Linked DNA regions of Homo sapiens: region 2 is linked to region 1. A link is a loop called in an ENCODE intact Hi-C map of the cell type or tissue named here. Cell type or tissue: ascending aorta. All regions are shown on one strand. Links, peaks and the distances in the headings refer to the core of each region. The heading gives the core; the rest is flanking DNA.

Region 1 (5,391 bases), core at 115-5,114:
AGGTTACACAAAACCCCTCTGTGCTATCTTTGCAACTTTTCTGAAAATCTAAAACATTCCAAAATTAAAATTTTATTAAAAAACTACAAAAATCACTTATCTCACTCTGTCACCCAGGCTGGAGTGCAGTGGCACAATCTCAGCTCACTGCAACCTCTGCCTCCCAGATTCAAGCAATTCTTGTGCCTCAGCTTCCCGAGTAGTTGGGACTACAGGCACCCGCCACCACATCCAGCTAATTTTTGTATTTTTAGTAGAGACGGGGTTTCACCATGGTGGCCAGACTGGTCTCAAAATCCTGACCTCAGATGACCCACTCACCACAGCCTCCCAAAGTGCTGGGATTACAGGCGTGAGCCACCAATGCCCAGTCTTGATTTTCCTTACTAACTTTGGGCTTGATCATTATGTTATCATTGCTCTTGTGGGGGAATCTTTGAATATGTTCCTTTGGCTTTGACTCAAACAGAGGGAAGGCAATTGACTGGTTTTGGCAAATGATAAACACATAAGTTAAATAATTTTGAAAAAATACTTGTTGGGTATTTTAGGAGTGAGCTTTGCTTTCTGGTATCTACTGTTAACACTGTTGGCCACCCACCTGGTGAGACGGATCAGTAGGGCACACATAAGTGAGTCTTGACATAGTAACTAAAAATATGACCCAGTGCAGCACAAAGTGTAGTTGTACATGGTGTCAGGAGACCACATCAGAACTCATATTTTTACAACAACAAGCTGTGATGCTGCAACATTGGATTGTGCTTTACAGGTGAGGACTACACACCAGAAACAGATGATCCCTTGATAAACAAGAATCCTGTTTTTATTCCCTCTGTGTTAAAACCATCTGTCATAAGAGAAAAAGCAAACAAGCAAAATAAATAAAAGACTATCCAAATCAAATATTCGTTTTTTCCCACTGGTGAATGTAAATATGCTAAATAACATTTTGAATATTGAGGATTCTGAGCAAAATAATAACTTAATATTAGTACTTAAATATTTGGTCTTATTTTTCAGAATATATACAATTATCAATTAGAGGTGATAGAAATATAAGTAATATAATATTACTTATAAAATAATATAATATTACTTATAAAATAATATATAAATATTATGAATATAAGTAAATAGTGGAAGAGGAATATCCATAAAACACAATGAACAGATACTGAAAAAATCTCCTTGTTGTCAAACTAGCTGTTCAATACCATATATTGAGACCCCTTTGTGTTTTTTATTAAACAATTGAATATCATTTCTTATATTTACGGTGCTTATTTTAATGACTCTTAAATTATAGAGGATGGAAATGTACAAGTATATTCATAAATATACTATGTTGTTTTATTCCTCATTTTGGTAAAATACTGCCTTTTTCTAGAAGCATATTTTAAGTAAATTAATTTATGGGGAAACATACAGGTAAAATGTCAGAGCATTTGCATTTTGTAAAAAAGAAACTATAGGAAGTAATATTTTATGTATTTATCAGTTTCTCTTATTTACTATTTATCAACTTTAAAATATTGGAGTGAAACCCCGTCTCTACTAAAATACAAAAAAAAATTAGCCAGGCGTGGCAGTGGGCGCCTGTAGTCCCAGCTACTCGGGAGGCTGAGGCAGGAGAATTGGTTGAACTTGGGAGGCGGAGGTTGCAGTGAGCCGAGATTGCGCCACTGCACTCCAGCCTGGGCGACAGAGCGAGACTCCGTCTCTAAAAAGAAAAAAAAGAAAAAGAAAAACAGAGGCTGGGCATAGTGGCTCATGCCTGCAATCCCAGCACTTTGGGAGGCCAAGAAGGGTGGATCACTTGAGTACAGGAGTTTGAGACGAGGCTTAGCAGCATGGCAAAATACAAAAATTACCCAGGCGTGGTGGTGTGCACCTGTGGTCTTAGCTACTTGGAAGGCTGTGGTGGCAGGTTGAGGCTGCAGTGAGCTGTGACCACAGCAGTGTACTCCAGCCTAGGCGACAGAGTGAGACTCTGCCTAAAAAGAAAAAAGATTGGGAAACTGGCAACATTGCCTTAATTGGTTTCCAAGTGTTTAATATTTTTTTAAAACTAGTCTCCCACCCCATGGGAGCATTTGGTAAATGCTCCCCGTATAAATAAAACATTTCAGAAAACGTCCCTTGGGTGAGTGAAAATCAAAGAGCAGATCTGAGCCTTACCCGTCTATTTTCTGAAAGATATCAATCCATACCCAGAAAGCTTCTTTTAAGAGAAGTGATGTGTTTCTTTTCTTCAGGAGTTAAAGAGAAGATTTGATTGATGTCCTCAAATACTGGTCAAGTCTAAGGGAACATTTTTAAAGATCTAAGGTTTAATGGGGTTTGAAGAGTTCTTTTTTTTTTTTAATCTACATTCAAGTGGATATATTTTTCTTCATCATTTTTCCTGGTTTTGTGTTTTCTGAAATTGCCTGCCTGCTTGTCTCTTGGTATTTCTGAATTCTTTCCAGTCATTGCTTGACTGGGAATACATTCCTTTTCTCTTATACTACTTTATTGAAGTTTTGTTGAAAAAACAATCATGAGGAGAATGAGGAATACAAAGCAGGTTGGTAATGGTCAGAGCTGCTGACTTTAATATAGAAATAACCTAGGCCTCAGGTGGGGGTGAGTGGGTGAAAGAGAGATTCAGACACTCGCCTCACCACCCAGAGAGTGGAATGTCCCTAGTATCACGATTTCTTGCTTTCTTTGGAGGGCAGCCCCTAGGGCTGTTTCGGGGAAAAAAAAAAAATCATTCCATTGCATTCCTGAAGACTGTGATCATGTATTTCTTTCCCTTGCTGGATTCTTCATAAACTTAACATGGCTCAGAGCCACTGCCCATCAGGCTGGTAACTACAGGCCTGAGTTCTGAATTCTTATCTTCACTTGTCAGTTCCTGCACCATAATAGCAGAATCACAAGTCCTGGATACCCTGATAGTCCAGTAAGGGGTGTGTGTGTGTGTGTGTGTGTGTGTGTGTGTGTCTGTGTGTGTGTGTGTAGGATCATAAACATAGTAATACTGACCCTCTATGTGTCGGGGACAGTTTATGGGCCATACATGTAGTAGTGATCAAGACATACAAGGACCCTTGCTCACAGGGAACTTTCTGTCTTAGTCTATTTTGTGCTGCTATTGACTTGAGACTGAGTAATTCATCATGAACAGAGATTTATTTCTTAAGTCTGGATCTAAGGTTGAGGAGCCCACATGTGATGAGGGCCTTCTTGCTGCATCATGCCATAGCAGGAGGCAGAAAAGCAAGTGGGCACATGCATGTGAGAGAAATGGGGTCAAACTCACCCTTTTATCAGAAACCCATCAGCCTTAATCCATTCATGAGGGCAGAGCCCTCATGACCTAATCACCTCTTGAAGGACCCACCTCTCAACACTGCATTGAGGATTAAGTTTCTGACACATGAACTTTGAGGGACATATTCAAACCATCGCACATTCTGAGACAGGATTTGAGCAAGAGTATAAAAATTGGATAGAGAAAGAAAGGAAAGAATGTAGGAAGGAAAAGAAAGAAAGAAGTGTTGGATATGATAACTATTAGGGTGATGGGATGGAAAGATATGAGTCAGCAGGAGCTCCTGTAGATTGAGTGGTCATCAAGTGTCTCTAGGAGGAGATGAAACTCGAGAGTTAAATGAGAAGCAGTATACCATTATACAAAGAACAATTGGAAGAATATTTCAGCAGAGGAAAATGCTAGTGCAAAGGCCTTTGAGTTGGAATAATCTCAGTGTGTTTGAAAACTAATTCTATGGCTGGAGTGGAGTGGGCAAGGGAAGAGTGGTAAGAGATAAGATCAGAGACATAAGCAGGGCTGAATTATGGAGGGCTTTGCCAACTATTGTAAGAGTTCAGGTTTTATTTTAAATGTGATTAAAAGCCACCCAGAGATTCTCAGGTAGGATAAGATTTGGGGGTGACTCAATCTTAGATACATTTTTATAAGATCACACACTGAAGTACATTTTAAAAGATCACATGTTTTTAAAAGAAAATATTGTGAAGAATATTCTGTAGCAAGGTACAAGAAAGGAAGAAGGAATCCCCGTCGGGGAGATGTTGCTGTAAGAACAGGTGTGAAGGGATGGTGGCTTATACTAGGGATGTGGTGAAATGGGTAAGTGGAGAAATGAACAATTATAAGTGATAGAGATGACAAGACCAATAGATGGAATGGAGATGGGGAGTAAAGTAGATAAAGGTTTAAGTTAAGTTGTACATTTTTGGTTTGAGGAATTAGGTGGATGGTGGTACCTCTTGCTGGGATGGGTAAGGCTGGTGGAAAATAAGACCAGGGAGAGCTGTGAGTCAGGACTTGTTTTGACCATGTTATTTCTGCAACATCTAATTGAAGATGTCAAGTTGGCCATGGATGTACAGGTTCAAGGACTTAAATTTCACAACCAAGATTTGATTTGCCTCTTATATAGATGAGATCTGACTGGGTTTTGGACATAGCCCTAGTTCACTCCAACATTTAGAGTTTAGGAGAAGAGGAATTATCAGCTCAGTGAGGTAAAAAGAGAACCAAAAAAGTCTGATGTCATGAAAGCCAAAAAAGGGAGACATTTCAAGAAGGATGGAGCAGGCAATTGTGTTGATTCTTGCTGAAAGAGGAGAAAGAAGTGACCTATAGAGTTAGCAACATGGAGGTCATAGCAGAACAATCTTTGAGATATGATGTGGATTGAAGCGTATTTGGAGTAGGTTAGGTATATGGAGGTAGAGATCTTAACTAGAAATAACTCTTCCAATAAGTTTACAGTCAAGGTAGTTTGTTTTTTTTTAAAAAAAATTAGGAGATTAGGAGTATGTTTGTACACTGATGACTGTGTGAAATACAATTCGGTATTTGGAAAACATAGTGAAATATAACTTTCGTAGAAATACTTAGAAATTTAAAACACCACTTGATCCCTCTTAGTGGATTAATATTTTTGTGGAAAGAAATTCCTCCTTTTCAAATGTGGAAAGTTTGTTAATTCTCAAACATGTTGAAGCCTAAGAATACCTTGTGAGTACTGTACTTCAGGGGCGATGTAGACGTCCACAGTCTGAAGTAGTTTTTTACACAAAGCAGAAAGAATAAAAGGTTCTAGTACTTCTGAAAGTAATGAATGCAGAATTGTAGACAGTTTGAAAAGAAGGAATATTTTCATAAGCAGAAAGTTAGGGAAGTATCTAATTCAAACCTTAGGAAAAGACACAAATCCAATTTATTTATTTTAAAAAATGAACATGTATGTTAGTCATCTGGATCAAATAGGAAAGGCAAAAGTGAGTCACTACAGAAGTAGAGATTACAGGCAGGTCTAGAGGATGAAGACCAATTTCGTGAAGCACTTGGGGAGTGGTGAATAGGGT
Region 2 (5,391 bases), core at 259-5,258, 180 kb after region 1:
TTAAGTATTATTGGCAGTTTATCATTTCTCATTGTGATTGCTCAAATTATCATCTTAAAGCTTCACCTTTAAAAAGTAATAATCCTAAAATAGTCTATTGAGGCCTTTTGGACTTCAAAAGTATTTTCAAAGGTCATGCAGGGGAAACAGTTTACTCAAATTTGTGCCATTTCTTGTAGGCTTAGCTTAAGGGAACTTGAGTTGCATATTGAAAGCAAGTTTCTCATAAAAACATTTTACTCATATTGTACCTGTGTGTGTGAATCTGTTCCACTATTATTATGTGATAATTCTAGCTTTAAGAATGACTGCTTTGATTTAAGAAGTTCTCAGTGGGAAGATAAAGTGGTTAAGGGTTAAAGAGAGGTTTGGATTTCCAAATCTAATTTTCCTGCATGAATTTCAATATTAAAAAAGTTTTCATATATCTACGTATATTTTGTTCCTGCAACATAAAAGTAACTTGGTTGTTCTAAACTGACAGCAATGCTAAATATCCTGCAATCCTGCAAAGCTAAAATTCTATATAGCAGACAAAACCAGCAAGTGCTCATTGCACAGTTCACAAATTCTGGTGGCATGAGAATGTCAGCTAAGTGGCCAGTCACTCTAGGTTCATGTTATCTTCTTTAAATATAATGCCTATTTCTGATTTTTTTAAACCAATATTAGTTCTTACCTTACAAGTTATGTACCATGCTTCAACAGTAATGCCATACCCAACTTTATTACTGCAAACTTGCTTTGTAGAAGCGCCCACCTTCTTACTTTACCTGTAGACCAGCCTTTTGTAGCCTTGGCACTAATGACATTTTGGGTGGGCTAATTTTTGTTGTCGAGGGCTGTCTTGCACATTACAGGATGTTTGCCAGCATCCCTGGGCTCTGCCCACTAGATGCCTGTAGCACCCTTACCTGGCTGCTGCAACCAAACTGTCTTCAGACATTGTCAAATATCCCCTGCAGTAGAACCAGTGCTCTAAACTTAAAGTGTTGGTGCTAGCAGATAAATGTGCAAAATGAGATTATAACAATGATGTGGATGAATGGAGCTAGAAAAGATCCTTATGTCTCATGGTTAGATTTATTGCTTTGCCAGTTTTTATCAAGAGCCTCGATAATGGAAAAAGCATTGGGAATGAAATTAGGATACCTGAATTCTGCTGACAAATTGGGCAGTGGTCTTAGTCATATTTAGTGACTGTGTTTCCTGTGTCTGTCAAATGAGAAAATATCCCTGAACCCTTTTCCAGCTTTAAAATTAAACCCACTTTTTTCCTGAAATTCAGTTCTCCCTTTTCATTCACCTTGATGGTACGGTGTAAGACAATAGCAACCCTATAGTGCCTATAGTAAGAGTCAGATTAACTCTTACTTAACAAGCAAATTTAAAAATTTCCAAACTTAGGCTTATGGAGAATGACAGTATTGCCTCTACACATTTGCTTTCTTTTGGGGAACACTAATTGTTATATTACCTTATGTGTGAAAGTGAGTCCATTGAAAATTCACTTGTGGGAAATGGAATATAGGTGATCAACAATTTAGCCATAGTATTAGACACCCTTTTGCATTTTGAATGAGTATCTCTGAATAGGAATATGTGGCCTATAAAGTCCACATTTGTGAATAATGGGGTGTGGTTAAAGTTATAATCATTTTTACTTAAACAGCTCTGGGCCAGGCACAGTCGCTCATGCCTGTAATCCCAACACTTTGGGAGGTGAGAGCAGGGGGATTGCTTGAGCCCAGGAGTTTGAGACCAGTCTTGGCAACATGGTGAGACCCCCATCTCTACAAAAAAAAAAAGTCAGAAAAATTAGCCAGGTGTAGTGGCACGCACCTGCGGTCCCAGCTATGCTGGAGGCTGAGGTGGAAGGATCACTTGGGCCCAGGAGGTGGAGGTTGCAGTGAATTGAGATCACGCCACTGCACTCCAGCCTGGGTGATGGAGTGAGCCTCTGTCTAAAAACAAAAACAAACAAAAACAGCTCTGTAAGTGGAAGCAATGCTGTATAATATAATTTCTGTGAATTTAAAACTTTGAGTGATTCTTAGGGTTATTTGATATTATTCTACCTTGGAGAGCAAAAATCTCCATTTAAAAATGTATTGAATTTTCACTAAAGCATTTTTAAAAGATTGAAATGATGTCTGTTAAATTAGATGATAAAGGATAAATTGGTGTTTTACTATATCTCTGCCTTTCATATATAAAAGAATGATTGGAATCTCTGACTAATGGATTTTCTCAGCACATTTTTTAAAGTTGATTATGCCATGAGTCATATATTTCTAAATATGATATTAAAGTGCTGCCTCTCTTTGCTACTTCTAGGTTTGTTTCATCAGAGAAGATAGATGTCTGTACATATCTGTTAAAGCTGTACACCAAATTCACAAAGATTCTTTTACATTTCTTTTTATTCCAAGTTTTTTCAATTTCAGCCCTCTAGAAATGACATTCAAAGAGGCATGGGTTATGTCATCAAAACAAAGTCTTTGAAAGAGGCCTAAGGATCATATATCATTCATGCATCTGAAAGCCTTGAAGACTCGATAGATGCTCAGAAGTACTCAAGTCAGTTTGCCTCTCGCAGACATTCAAGTTTATTTAGGTCACAGCCTTATATGTAGTGAAAAGCCCTTATATCTGTTTTTTCATGCAAAAACCTCTCTCAAAGGCCTTGTTTTCCAGCTAATCACTCTCACTGTCATCTTCTGACCATTAGAACTCTTGCCTCTCCTGGGGCCAGTAGCCATCTTATATCCTAACCCCCGACTTCTCCATCTTCCTACTTTCCAGTGGATTCTGTTTAAGATTTCATCCTTTTTAGGTCAGCAGCCCGCTCTCTGGGTCTGTCATGATCTTTGCTCTCTGCACAATTTTCCAGGTAGAAAACTCTAGGGCAGAGTTTCTCTGCAATTTGGTGTATTAGATCTCAGAAGGCTTTAGGGTAACACAGGAAATGTTGGTGACCAGATTTGCGCATAAGCATTATTTGCACATAAGCATTATTTGGTTTGGGCCAGATTTGCACATAAGCATTATTTTGTTTGGCCCACATTGTATTTTCAAAAATCTAGAAATTTTTCATAATACAGATTCTTGGCTTTCCTTGAAATGCCTGGAGACTTGGTAACACTGAGCCATATTCCCAGGCAGCTGGAGCTGTGTACAAGCTGCCCCTTTAGAAGGGACACATGCTCTCCAGCTTGCTGCAAGCACCACGGTGCCCTAGATACAGCATTCTGGCCCAGGAAATGTTTGGGTCTATGCCCTGCTTAAGGGAATGAGACTTACTGATTCCTTCCAGGAAGTCTTAGCGGTGAGGGTTCGTTTCCTCACCTGCCTCTTTCTCTATAACCATATGGCTTCTGTTCTGGAATTAAACGATCTATTACTGGGAGTAAAATGGAGAATAAGACATGTATTTGAATATACAAAGTGTGCAATGTGTCTGACGAGGAGAAAGCAACCTGCAAAAAGTCATAGAAAGTCAATAGAGCCAGAAATATTTAAACAAATAGAAAAGGGGATGGCTATAAATGTCAACTGAAGCTAATCATCTGTTGTCAGCTCCATGTCTGAAGATTCTGTAGTTTAAATGAAACTGTTAGTATTAACTACTTACTGTTTCCAGGACTTGAAACTTGTGATTTGTTGGAATGTTTAATTTTAGTGCTTCCTAATGCTAGCCGGCATTTGCTGAGAGACTGCTGCTGTGCCAGGCATTTTGCAGAATCTCTGTCTAATCCTCAAAAATGCCTGGAAGGAAGGTGGTTATGGTAGCTCCGATTCAGAGGAGAGAAATGAGGCCCATAGCTTATTTTGCTAGTAAAGAAGCAAGTGGGATTTTAACCTAGTCTAGTTCAATTTTTAAGCTGATGCTAATCTCAATAAATCTCACTGCCTGTCTTAGTTTCCAATATCGTCTTACTCGTATTACATTTTGTTGCCATTAGGCAGGTCTGAGACTCAGTTTTCTTATCTAGAAGAAGGGAGGTGTAATGCCTGCTCTTCCTGCCACATAGGAGTGTTGAGTGTTAAGGAAGATGATGCATCTGGAAGTGCTGGGTAAATGATAAAACACGAAATAAGAGACAGTGCAGTTTCATTTTCCCACACCCAGTCAGTGTTAAGCCATGTTCATCCAACAACCCCATTGTTTCTGTGGCGAGGAAACTTAATAGCAACAATTCAAACTGCTGTAAATCGGAGCAGGGGATATTGGAATATGATTCTTTAGAAGGCAGAGGTTATAGTGATGTTGTAAATTTAATCTTTACGCTTGGAAGGAGGAGCACCAAGGCATGCTGAGCCTTTCAACACTGAGTTGTAGGAGATGCGTCAGGGATTCAGTACGTCATAATCAGGGTTATCACCATATGACCTTGGACAACTTGGAGAATTTTCTACAGTTCATTTTCTTCATCTGAAAGATGAAACAGTTTATATAAATCATTTTCAAAGTCTGACTTCTGCTTTTCCCATAATTATCAGTTTAGATGACATAGAGCTTTGTGCCTGTTTTGTTTCTTGATTTTTTAAATGGATATATATTAAGATCTTTAGGCTTGAAAGGTATACTTTCAAGGTTTTGATTGTTGATTCTTTTCAACATCCCCTGTAATATGGTTTGGCTGTGTCCCCACCCAAATCTCATCTTGAATTGTAGTTCCTATAATCCCCATGTGTCATGAGAGGGACCCGGTAGGGTAATTGAATCGTGGGGGTGGTTACCCCCATGCTGTCTGCATGATAGTGAGTTCTCACGAGATCTAATGGTAATGGTTTTATAAGGGACTTTCCCCCCTTTGCTTTGCACTCCTCCTTCCCACCACCATGTGAAGAAGGATGTATTTGCTTCTCCTTCTGACTCGATTGTAGGCTTCCTGAGGCCTCCCCAGCCATGTGGAACTGTGAGTCAATTAAACCTGTTTTTTAAATAAATTACCCAGTCTCGGATATTTCTTCATAGCAGCATGAGAACAGATTATCCTCACGTCTTCACCTCCCCAGAAGACAAGCACACATGCCTACTTTCTCTTTCAGCCTCTTGGGTTTATAATGTTCTCTGTTAGCGCATGCTGTATTCCTTTTTAATTCTGTGCTTCTAACTCTTGAATGTCTCTTAAGAAGTGAAAGAGAAGCCTACTGAGGAAATTCTAGGCAGAAGGTGGCCCCCACAGCAACAATGGATGTGCCCTCTCCTTAGGTTTTTTCAAGGCAGGGGCTTTGTCCCTTGGGATGTGAAGGGCCTGGTGGCAAGCACTGGTGTCAGATGATAGCTTTGTTTCTTCTCATTCAGGTGATCTATTTCCTAACTTGACATTTTTGAATGCAAAGCCTTGAAGGCTTTGCATATGTGATTGTTCCATAAGACAATAA

What was found. A loop is a pair of places that touch in the nucleus more often than their neighbours do. Peaks named below come from ENCODE experiments on the same cell type or tissue, not always from the same donor. Only the 100,000 strongest peaks of a DNase experiment are listed, where the experiment ranks them.
Region 2: it touches region 1 in a loop (2.8-fold over the local background); 3 of 110 quality-filtered maps call a loop at or near these places.

The regions. Positions count from the first base shown.
Region 1 is chr12:63,042,776-63,048,166 of GRCh38, reverse strand. No RefSeq gene overlaps it. Among named protein-coding and RNA genes, the nearest start is that of AVPR1A, 110 kb to the left of the region's middle. RefSeq lists a silencer at 2,652-2,852. In ascending aorta, for the core only: no CTCF peak of the experiment used is centred there; a DNase peak (open chromatin) is centred at 2,826; H3K27ac peaks cover 3,544 bases.
Region 2 is chr12:62,859,615-62,865,005 of GRCh38, reverse strand. All of the region lies in intron 1 of PPM1H (protein phosphatase, Mg2+/Mn2+ dependent 1H), which reads left to right. The region is part of intron 2 of LOC105369795 (a long non-coding RNA gene); the gene reads right to left. Among named protein-coding and RNA genes, the nearest start is that of PPM1H, 73 kb to the left of the region's middle. In ascending aorta, for the core only: no CTCF peak of the experiment used is centred there; no DNase peak of the experiment used is centred there; H3K4me3 peaks cover 1,703 bases; H3K27ac peaks cover 3,562 bases.